Regions from separate parts of the Mus musculus genome. Here region 2 is linked to region 1. Evidence: chromatin contacts called from ENCODE Hi-C or POLR2A ChIA-PET data. All regions are on one chromosome and are shown on one strand. The core of a region is the stretch at or near the end of the contact, and the rest is flanking DNA. Distances in the headings are between cores, read along the strand shown.

What was found. Hi-C counts contacts between places; a loop is a spot of excess contacts on that map. ChIA-PET counts read pairs that join two places held with the same protein, here RNA polymerase II (POLR2A).
Region 2: a loop to region 1 is called in a map of v-Abl transformed pro-B cells, with 2.6 times the contacts of the local background. The contact joins the promoter of Myo1g here to the promoter of Ppia in region 1. A Hi-C loop is called at or near these places in 1 of 37 maps with a recorded cell type or tissue (v-Abl transformed pro-B cells). POLR2A ChIA-PET finds 5 or more read pairs at or near these places in 3 of 5 experiments (Patski and embryonic stem cell).

What each region holds. Positions count from the first base shown.
Region 1 is chr11:6,412,367-6,417,515 of GRCm38, reverse strand. It overlaps Ppia (peptidylprolyl isomerase A), which reads right to left and starts at 1,649. Exons shown (of 5, transcript NM_008907.2): 1 at 1,537-1,649. The coding sequence starts at 1,605.
Region 2 is chr11:6,518,621-6,523,792 of GRCm38, reverse strand. It overlaps Myo1g (myosin IG), which reads left to right and starts at 2,835. Exons shown (of 22, transcript NM_178440.4): 1 at 2,835-3,051; 2 at 4,606-4,814; 3 at 4,966-5,059. The coding sequence starts at 2,939.

The DNA.
Region 1 (5,149 bases), core at 400-2,899:
ATGGTTTAAGTAGTTAAATATGTGACTCCTTTGGACTGTTTTTTTTTTCTCACAGCTTAACAGCTTTCCAAGTCCACATTTTTTTTCATCAAATTATGACTTCAAAGCCTTTCTTGGCAGCTCCACCTCTATTTTCACCTATGGGCTCATCTCATTCCCATTAAGCTCTGGTTAACCTGATACTATCCTACCCAGGCTAAGCTTAGGCCAAGTTTCCACAAGAGTCCTTGTCAATTATCAGCTCTTGACTAGATACATGCTGGGTGAGGGCTAATTAGAACCTAGTGCTCTTTTTATGTGCCTACCTACTATGTGTACCCAGCACTGTGGCAGGCGGGCAATCGGGAGATCTAGCTTTTGAGTTAAAAACTCACCAATGATAGCTTCTGGAGTTTAACAGTACAGACACTAAGTAACATATTCCACTATGGCCTAAGGGCTAGTACTGAGGCTAACAATAATATTTAATTTTGGGGTTTTTTGTTTTTTTCGAGACAGGGTTTCTCTGTATAGCCCTGGCTGTCCTGGAACTCACACTGTAGACCAGCGTGGCCTCGAACTCAGAAATCCGCCTGCCTCTGCCTCCCGGGTGCTGGGATTAAAGGCGTGCGCCACCACGCCCGGCTGAATATTTAATTTTGTAAAAGAAAAACGCCAATTGTTTAGGGTACTCTAATTACTAACTGATCTTTAAGCAGCCACTTAACCTCCAGAACTAATTAAGTAGGTAACTACTGGCAATCCACTTTGGTCAATGCAAACTGCAGCGTGGCCAGTCATAACATGCCTGTCTCACTGAGGGTAATAGGGAGGGGTTCAGAGCGCCTCCCCCGCTGCGCCATCACTGCGACAGGAGGCGGTCCTTGGGCACCAGCAAAAGCCAAGCCTTTCTCGTTTCCGCTCGGGGGTGGGGGACGCGGAGGGGTATTTTGAGCCTCCCTAACCAAATGTGGCTACTTCGGACCAAATGGCCAAAGGTTCAATTCACACTCAAGTCTGCTATAAAACGATTATTTTATATTCTTCGTAGGAACCACTAGGTTTAGGAAACCACTAGGTTTAACCGGGCTAACGAGCACGTCCGGGCTCTCCGAGCCTTCGCCCCTGAGACCTTAGGCAGGGTCCCTGCTCAGATCCGAGTAAAAGGCTGTGGGGCTCCGGAAAGCAGGCTGGGAAGAGGCCCGCGGGGCTGCAGCGCCGCAGCGGAGCAGGGCGGGGCCCAACGGCTGGGAGAAGGGAGAGGCGCGGAGCACGTGCGCCCGGCCTCGCGGGGCCCCACAGGACGCAGCCACGTGCGCCTGCGGGGAGGCCGGGACGGGCGGGGACGGCCCCCTCCCCCAACGGCCGCGCCCCGCCCGGCTTTGTCCGCAGCCCGCCCAGCCTCCCCGCGCCTCGCCAGCCTCCCAAAATGGCCCCTCGTCAGGAAATGGCGCCGCCACCCGCGCTCGCTCCACCGGAGGGTCGGGCCGCGCCCGAGAGAGCCTCCCCCTCCACAGCTCCCGGGACCCCACCCTGGAGCACCACTGCCCACCCGACCTCGAAGGAGACGCGGCCCAAGGGCTCGTCATCGGCCGTGATGTCGAAGAACACGGTGGGGTTGACCATGGCTGCAGCAAGCGGCGAAAAGCGACAGTGGCGTCTGCAAAGCGGCACGAGCCTCGCCGCGGCTTCCTTTATACCCGGTTCGGGCCCCGCCCACCACCGAGTCGCGCGCCCGGACCTGGATCAATCACAACTGCTTTCCAAACGGAGTGACGGCGCGACAGGCCTATGGGCGGGCGCGGGCGCGGGTGGGGCGGGGCGCGAGGCGCGCGTGCGCTGTAGCGCGCAGAGGCAGGTTCCCGCCCGCGGGCTCCTACTAGATGGTTGCGGCGCGGTCGGTGGGGGAAGAGTCCGAGGGCAGTTAGGGAGGGTGGCCACGCAATCTGGCTGTCCTTAGGAACGCGTCGGGGCCCCTGGTCTTCCCCAGTGGTACCGCGTATCTTCCCATTGCACAGAGCAAGTAACTGAGGCAAACATGGTCCTCAAGGTCGAGCGGCCCTTCAAGGTCGGGCGGGGTCCTGAGGCGCTGCCCTCTCTGCGGAAACTCGAACAGGCAGGCATCCCTGGGCCTAGATCCAGGACCCACACCGTCATTGTGCAATGGCAACCGCTTCCTGATAGGTCCCTGTGAGCGCCTCCGTTTTCTTAAACTCTGGGGAACGGGCACAAGCAGCCCCCTCATTTTAAAGATTATGAAATACTTTTTAAATGTCCTACTTTCCAAATATATCTTGTGTTTTCTCCAGGAGGAAGCTATTTAAACACGATCCTGGTCAGAGTCTACCTGTAATTTTTTTCTCCCCGACCCCCAATACCCCAAGGTCTTCTCATTTCCTCATGTGGCCTAAGGCGTGCTCTCAAAGGCTTCACACGCCTGTAAATCCCACCTCTAGGTAGATGGAGACAGGAGGATAGTGAGTTCCATACAGCCTGAGCTGTAAGTGTGAGGCCCTGCCTCATAAACAAAGCCTGAGTATGGGAAAGTCGGTGCTGTGGAAGACCCTTCACCATAGCGTCTGCTGGAGTTGGCTCCCGAGCTGTAAGGCCTTTAGACACAGAACCTCAGGAATGTGGGTCTGGCCATGCCTTATTTGGATGAATCAGACCAAAAGCACATTAGGTTGAACTACAAAGAGTTTTGATTTGCCAAACTGGAAAATTCTGTACCAGTGTGCTTTGTGCATATAGCATCATGTAAACCTGCTTTTCTCAAAACTGTTAAGTGCTTGCAGGACAAGCTCAAGGACCTACCTGCGTTTGGATCCCCAGCACCTATGTAAAAGCCAGGCCATTGGGAGGAGTCTGTAAGTCCAGGCCTGGAGGCAATGGAGACTGACTGGTTAGACAGTCTAGGCAAGACTGAGTCAGTATAGTGGATAAGGTAGAGACAGGGATGGGGAGAAGGCCCCATGGTTAAGAGCACTTGCCTTTATTTTTAACTAACTGATTGTTTTGGTTATAGTTTGCATTTTAGGAGTTCTTTGCATATTCTGGGTTTAATTTCTTACCTGACATATAATTTGCTGATATGTTCTGCTGTCCCTCCGTTGAGCCAGCAAGATGGCTTAGCAGGTAAAAGTGCTTGCAATACAGGGCCCAGGAACTGGGGAAAAGGCCAGATGAAGTGGCTCACATCTGTGATGCCAGCACTCTAAAGGTTGGGAATCAGAGGAGACCGACAGAAGTCACAAGAGAGACCTTGCCTCAAAGCAAGATGAATACCAGAGAGACCTCAGAGGGGACAAGATGACTCGAATACGGCCTCTGGCACTCACATGGTAGAAAGAGAGGACAGACTCCCACAAGTAGTCCTTTGACCTCCACATGCACACACGCACGCACACACACACACACACACACACACACTAAATGTTAAAAAAAAATCCAACTTGCAAAAAAGTCTTTAAGTTGTACATGTGCCCACACTCACACACATACACACAAGTAAATAAATGTAAATACATGGGGCTGGAGAGATGGCTCAGCAATTAAGAGCACTGACTGGCTCTTCCGAAGGTCCCGAGTTCAAATCCCGGCAACCACATGGTGGCTCACAACCGTCCATAATGAGATCTGATGCTCTCTTCTGGGGTGTCTGAAGACAGCTACAATGTACTTACATATAATAAATAAATAAATCCTTTTTTAATGTAAATACATAAGTAAATAAATGTGAACGCACACAAACGAATAAATCTGTGGACTAGGATTGCAGATATGAGCCAGCATACCCAGTTTATCCAATGCTAAGACTAGAACCCAGGACTCCAGGCAAGCTAGACAGTCTTCTGACTGAGCAACATCCCCAGGCCCCCAAACAAGGCACTAGTAGCAAGACCCTGGATCACAGGAGACACCACCAAAACAGGCTCCCAACAATTCAGAAGGAGTCTAATTTCTCCATGTCTTGAGCAATACTCATTGTCTCTTGAAAGCATATGGAAGTCGGAGTGTACAGCTCGGTTGTTCAGTACTTGCTTAGCCTGGAAAGGGAAGAACCTGAGCCACACCCAGCCGGGCACACCCGCCAGGCACACCCAGCCAGGCACACTCAGCCGGGCACACCCAGCCGGGCACACCCGCCAGGCACACCCAGCCAGGCACACCCAGCCGGGCACACCCAGCCGGGCACACCCGCCAGGCACACCCAGCCAGGCACACCCGCCAGGCACACCCGCCAGGCACACCCAGCCAGGCACACCCAGCCAGGCACACCCAGCCAGGCACACCCAGCCGGGCACACCCGCCAGGCACACCCAGCCAGGCAAACCCGCCAGGCACACCCAGCCGGGCACACCCGCCAGGCACACCCAGCCAGGCACACCCAGCCAGGCACACCCAGCCAGGCACACCCGCCAGGCACACCCAGCCGGGCACACCCGCCAGGCAGAGGAGTGAGTACTACTGGGAACTGGCACAGGCTCATGTAAGCCTCCGACAGGGGATTTGAGCCTTTCCCAAGAGCATAGGCACTAGGGCTTATGTGTTATGAGAGCAAGGGTACCTGGGAGAACTGCCCTGGGATTCCCCCAGGGGCTACACTGACTGCTCCAAATCAGCCATTACCATGAAGAGGGGAGAAGGGCAAGCCAGAGAGATGTCAACCTTAAATAAGGGAAAGCTGGATTTCATGGCCTAGTCCAGATGTCTGTCCATGCAGACTGGATGGACTTGACCCCACACATGAACAGCCTGCCAGATGAAACAGTACACAGTTCTCCAGACAGAGCTCCTTGTTAGTCTCTAGTCTCTACTTTTTGGACTGGAAGAGGGCAGGTCTTGCTGTATAGTGGCTGGATTAGATTTCACTATGTAGCCAAGACTGGCCTTCAGATGATGGTCATCATCCTTCTGAGCATCCTGGGATTACAGGTAAGTGCTACCACCTCTTCCCAAGAGATCTTAGCCGGTTTCTAATGGACAACAGCTAACCAACATAGCATCAGAGCTTGCTCCCGGGGAGTTCCTGCCACAAATACATTCCAGGTGGAGCCGGTCTCACTCCCAACCTCAGGACTGGGTAGCTCTGCCATGTAACATAATGATATTTTCTTCAAGAAATCGGGGTCTTAAACCGGGCGTGGTGGCGCACGCCTTTAATCCCAGC
Region 2 (5,172 bases), core at 1,586-4,085, 110 kb before region 1:
TGACTGATCTTCCAGAGATCCTGAGTTTACTGCCCAGCAGTCATGTGGTGACTCACGGTCATGAGTATTGGGATCTGATTCCCTCTTCTGGTGTGCATGAAGATAGCACTCAAATTACACACACACTTAACACTACACACACACACAGCACGCTGTGTGTTCAATTTTATGGGGAAGTTTTATGGCAAAACTGCATGTAAAGAACAGACTGGTGGGTGCCAACAAAAGATGCTTCATGCTGAGACACACAAACACCCATAGATGGTCAATTTGCCACTAACCTAGACAGTAGAATTGCTAGGGTTTCCTCAGGCCCTAGCAGACTAGAGTGGGTGGTGGCTCCACCCTATTGCCCTATCTGCAAGTTTGCTGTGCCCCGCAAGTTTGGTATAAGGACCATACCATGAGGGAGCTTCAAGTGGGCACCACCTGACCAACCCCTCTCTCAACAACGGGAGCTTCTGGGTTTGGTGCAGAAAGGGCCCATAGTTGGTTCAATCCAGGGAGAAATGAATGTGTCCTCTCTTTAGCTTCAACATTGTGAAAGAGTAACTCCTGTGTAGGTCGTGCTAGAGGCTTAATCACGTGCTAACAGGTGTAGAAACAACCAGAGCCTAATGCTACACCCAAGAGTCAACCTCTGACTTAAGAATGATCTTGGGATTTTTAAGTGGTTAGAAGAAAAACCCCCAAATACACTATGTCATGACAGGTGTAATTTTTGACGACTGCAGAGTTCTGTATTTCAGGGAACTCACCCACGTCTCTTCTTGTTTGAATCACAAGTCCCAGAGCTTTTTAAGGCCTGGGGTTTTGCGAAGTGAAACCCAAGGGTGGGAGTCCCCGGTTTGGGGAAACCCTACCAAAGCACCACCGCAGGAGGCTGCAGATGGAATGCTCTCATGCCAGGCTTAAAAGGAAGCAGCCTGATTGGGGCATAAGGGCTGTACTGCCTCAGGGAGGAGCCAGAGCCAGAGCCATACTACTGCATCTGGGACAGTTCTGGCCAGTGGCTCATCTTATCACTAATGATACCTGCTTTTACCACATGGTGAATTAGAACTTAAACTTCATTAGGTATGTTGCACTATTAAATAATCCTAAAAACCAAATGGAATGGTTGAAATACAAGTGTCAGCAGATGGTGATGGAGAACACCTTTGATTACAGCACATGGGAGGCAGAGGCAGGCAGATCTCTAAGTTTAAAGTGAGCCAGATCTACAGAGCTACTTCCAGGACAGTCAAGGACACACAGAGAAGCCCTATCTCAAAACAACAACAACAAAACAAAGCAAAAACAAAACAAAATACAGTTGTCAGATATCTGTGAATACAAGCTCTCTCAAAATTGGCCTGCAAATAACACATATTTGGGAACATTTGGGCCTGCCATCAAGGGAGCAGAGAGAGCTGCCCACTGGCAGACCCTGTAATCAGGAGGGAGGACTGCACAGAGAAACCTGAGTGGTCGCCTAGCCATTTTTCAATGTACCACTAATCTACAAGCTCAACCATAAGCCAAGACCTGTGAGAGCTAAGATGAGGCCCCAGAGCTCCAAGAGTTAATGGTTTTATCTCAGAGGCTGGATGAGAGAACGAAGCTGAGCATATGCAAGAGGGTCCTACCAAAGGCTAGCCCACTAGAGGGCTGGAGAGTGTACTCTTCCGCTCCCTTGTCACTGTGGGGAGGAATCGCAGGGTGCCGAGTCCCCACCACTGCCTCATCTGCTGGGTCAGGCAGGAAGTCTTTATGGTTTAAACTCTATTGTGGCCACCCCTGGCTGATGTTGAGCTCTGGGGCAGCGATGTTCAGCTGGGTAACCACGAGAGGCCAAGAAATATCTGTTGGCACGCCTTTAATCCCAGCACTTGGGAGGCAGAGGCAGGCCGATTTCTGAGTTCGAGGCAAGCCTGGAGCCTGGTCTACAAAGTGAGTTCCAGGACAGCCAGGGCTATACAGAGAAACCCTGTCTCGAAAAACCAAAAAAAAAAAAAAAAAAAACCAAAATAATAATAATAAAAGAAATATCTATTGGGCTAGAGAGATGGCTCAGAAGTTAAGAGCACTGACTGCTCCTGCAAAGGTCTGCAGTTTACGGCCACCCAGCCCTCTAGCCCTCTGCAGACACCCAGCATGCATATGGTGCACTTATACATGTAGACAAAGCACTTGTACACAAAATAGATGTTTAAAACGTTTTAAAAGAAGCATCCTGCCAGGCGTGGTGGCACATGCCTTTAATCCCAGCACTTGGGAGGCAGAGGCAAGTAGATTTCTGAGTTCAAGGCTGGCCTGGTCTACAGAGTGAGTTCCAGGACACACAGAGAAACCCTGTCTTGAAAAACCAAAAAAAGAAAGAAAGAAAGAAAGAAAGAAAGAAAGAAAGAAAGAAAGAAAGAAAGAAAGAAGAAGAAGCATCCTTTCTTACTGAGCCTGGTATAATCCTAGCTACTTTGGGGAGGCCAGCTTGGACTACAGAGATAGAAGAAAGAAAGAAAGAAAGAAAGAAAGAAAGAAAGAAAGAAAGAAAGAGAGAGAGAGAGAGAGAGAGAGAGAGAGAGACGGAAAGAGGGAGGGAGCAAAGGAAGGAAGGAAGACAGACAGACAAGGGGAGGGAGAATTCCAGCCTGCCCGTAATCTTTGGAGTGCTTGGGATTACAGACAGGTATGGCCAAACCTAGCTTGGGAAGAGCTTTAAGGAAGCCAGTAAAGACCCCATCAGGACAGACAGTTAGGCATGGACCTTGTGGGCCAGGGAGCAGGAAGCAGTGTCTGAAGCACCAAGGCAGGGGAGTAGCAATGGGCAGGGCCAAACTCCCCGGGCAGAACCCACTTCCTACTTTACTGAAGTACTGCAGTAGTCAGGCAGGGCTGGGCCTCCCCTTTCTGCCTTCCCCTTCACCTCTGTACAGAAAGCTCTGGCGACCTGCCTTGGATGCTTGCAGTGGGCAGGATGGAGGACGAAGAAGGCCCTGAGTATGGGAAACCAGACTTCGTGCTTTTGGATCAACTGACCATGGAGGACTTCATGAAGAACCTAGAGCTCAGGTAGATGTGAGGTGGGGGTGGGGATGCGGTACTGGGCTTCTTTCCTTCCTTTCCTCCCTTATCATCCACACAGACCTGAGAGAAGCCCTGAAGGTACCCTGGTCCCATCGTCAGGAATGGGGACAAGGCTACACATACCTAGACAATACAGGCTGAAATGATAGCATCTCCAGGAGATAATGGCCACTCAGAAAGTAACCAGCTGTCAGGAATGGAGCTGCCCAGCCACCCTCACAACACCCTGGTTGACAAGCCCAGAGTCCTGAGGAAGACAGGCAAAGGCATGGGGACCAGGAATGTACTGCATCTCCTCTCTGTCACCTGCTGATGCTTTCCCCCTGGGTCCCATGTGTGACCCGACTTGAGTTTCCTTAGGAACTCCAAAATGAAGTGCCCTCCACCCCAGAATCGCAATAATCGAAGCAAGCTGATATGATGCTGATATGATGTTCTGGGTTGGGAGTTGTTCATGGGAGGGGTCACAGGCTAGGACTAGGAGAATTGACAGTGCAGCCTGCTTTCTCACTGAAAAAAGCAGGGAGGGGTCCAGGAGCTAGAAGCACAGCATGTTAAATGGCCTTGTGTGCGGCTGGACTTCATACACACCTCCTAGGGAGGATTGTTGTGTGCTAGGAAGCTCCTTAGAGAGCAACTGGGGACCAGGAATCTCACTAGGTGCAGAGATGGAGGTCCTAGGCTGCCACATGGAGAGCTTTATCCAGGAAATGAGTTCAATGCTTTGTTAGACTGCCTCATTCTCTCGAAAAGCAAGCTCACAAGCATGCCCTCCATGCTTTGTATGCTGAGCCGAGGAAGACAGTGGCTGCAGGTCACAAAACTTGTAGTCCCAGGGCGTGACTTGTCAGAGGGGGCAGAGAAAGAGGAACCCTGAAGAGGCCTGCCTGGGGTTGAGCGGGCCCCACACACCGAGAGGACAGTTGGGGCCCCAAGGAGGCTAGTACTCCTCCCAGAGCACAAAACCCAAGAGAGGTACAGCCCTAGGTTCCTGCTTCTAATATGGTTAGTAAACGGAAGGGTGGAGGAGTTTGAGATGTGCTGGAGAGGGACGGTGGCCATGGCTGGGGTTGCAAAGACTAGCAAATCACCACGCTATGATTTGGGTGGGGCAGGGCGAGTCCCCTTCCGGATCTGGTCCCGCCTAGACTCTGAGACAGGAAACAACCAAGCCCCCCACCCCCCCCACCCCCCACTCTCTGGAAGAGTCCCCTTTTCACAGTCTCAGCCCAACTGCCCTGTAGGAGTCACCTGGGAAAGATGACCCCTGCAGGGCCGTTACCTTTGTGGGATAGATATTCCTGGTTCCTGAGACCTGAGCATCCTGGCAGAGAGCAGTGTGGACCACACCCTTTGCACTGTGCTGAGGGCTGCTCTGGGTGGCTCAGCTTACTGAGGATGGCACCAAGGGGTCTTAAGTCAGTGAGGTCCCTTTTCTCTTCTCTATGCTCTTTCTGGGAGGGGGTGCTGACTGCTCGAGGCCTCCCACGTGGGCCTCTCATGGATGTGAATATAGAAGTCTTGTTATGCTATACCCAGGTTTGAGAAGGGCCGTATCTATACCTACATTGGTGAGGTGCTCGTATCCGTGAACCCCTACCAGGAACTGCCATTGTATGGGCCAGAGGCCATTGCCAAGTACCAGGGCCGCGAGCTCTATGAGCGACCACCTCATCTTTACGCCGTGGCCAATGCTGCTTACAAGGCAATGAAGCGCAGATCCAGGGACACCTGCATCGTCATCTCAGGTACCTGTCCCGGTAAACCAGATGCCGGAGCCACGCCTGACTAAGAAATGAGGGTGATGGTGCTTCCACATTTGTGGGTTGGACTGGGACAAGGATCTGGGCTAGTGGTACCCAACCCAGTTGGTTCTATCATTTCCTATCTTCTCGGCAGGGGAGAGTGGGGCAGGGAAGACAGAAGCCAGCAAGCACATCATGCAGTACATTGCTGCTGTCACCAACCCAAGCCAGAGGGCTGAGGTGGAGAGGTGAGCACTGGGGTCCCAGCTGGGTTGAAGCTTCTTTGCTAGGGAAGGGCCTTGGACTAGAAAGGAAAAGAAGAAGAAGAAGAAGGAAGAAACAAAGAAAAAGAAAAAAGAAA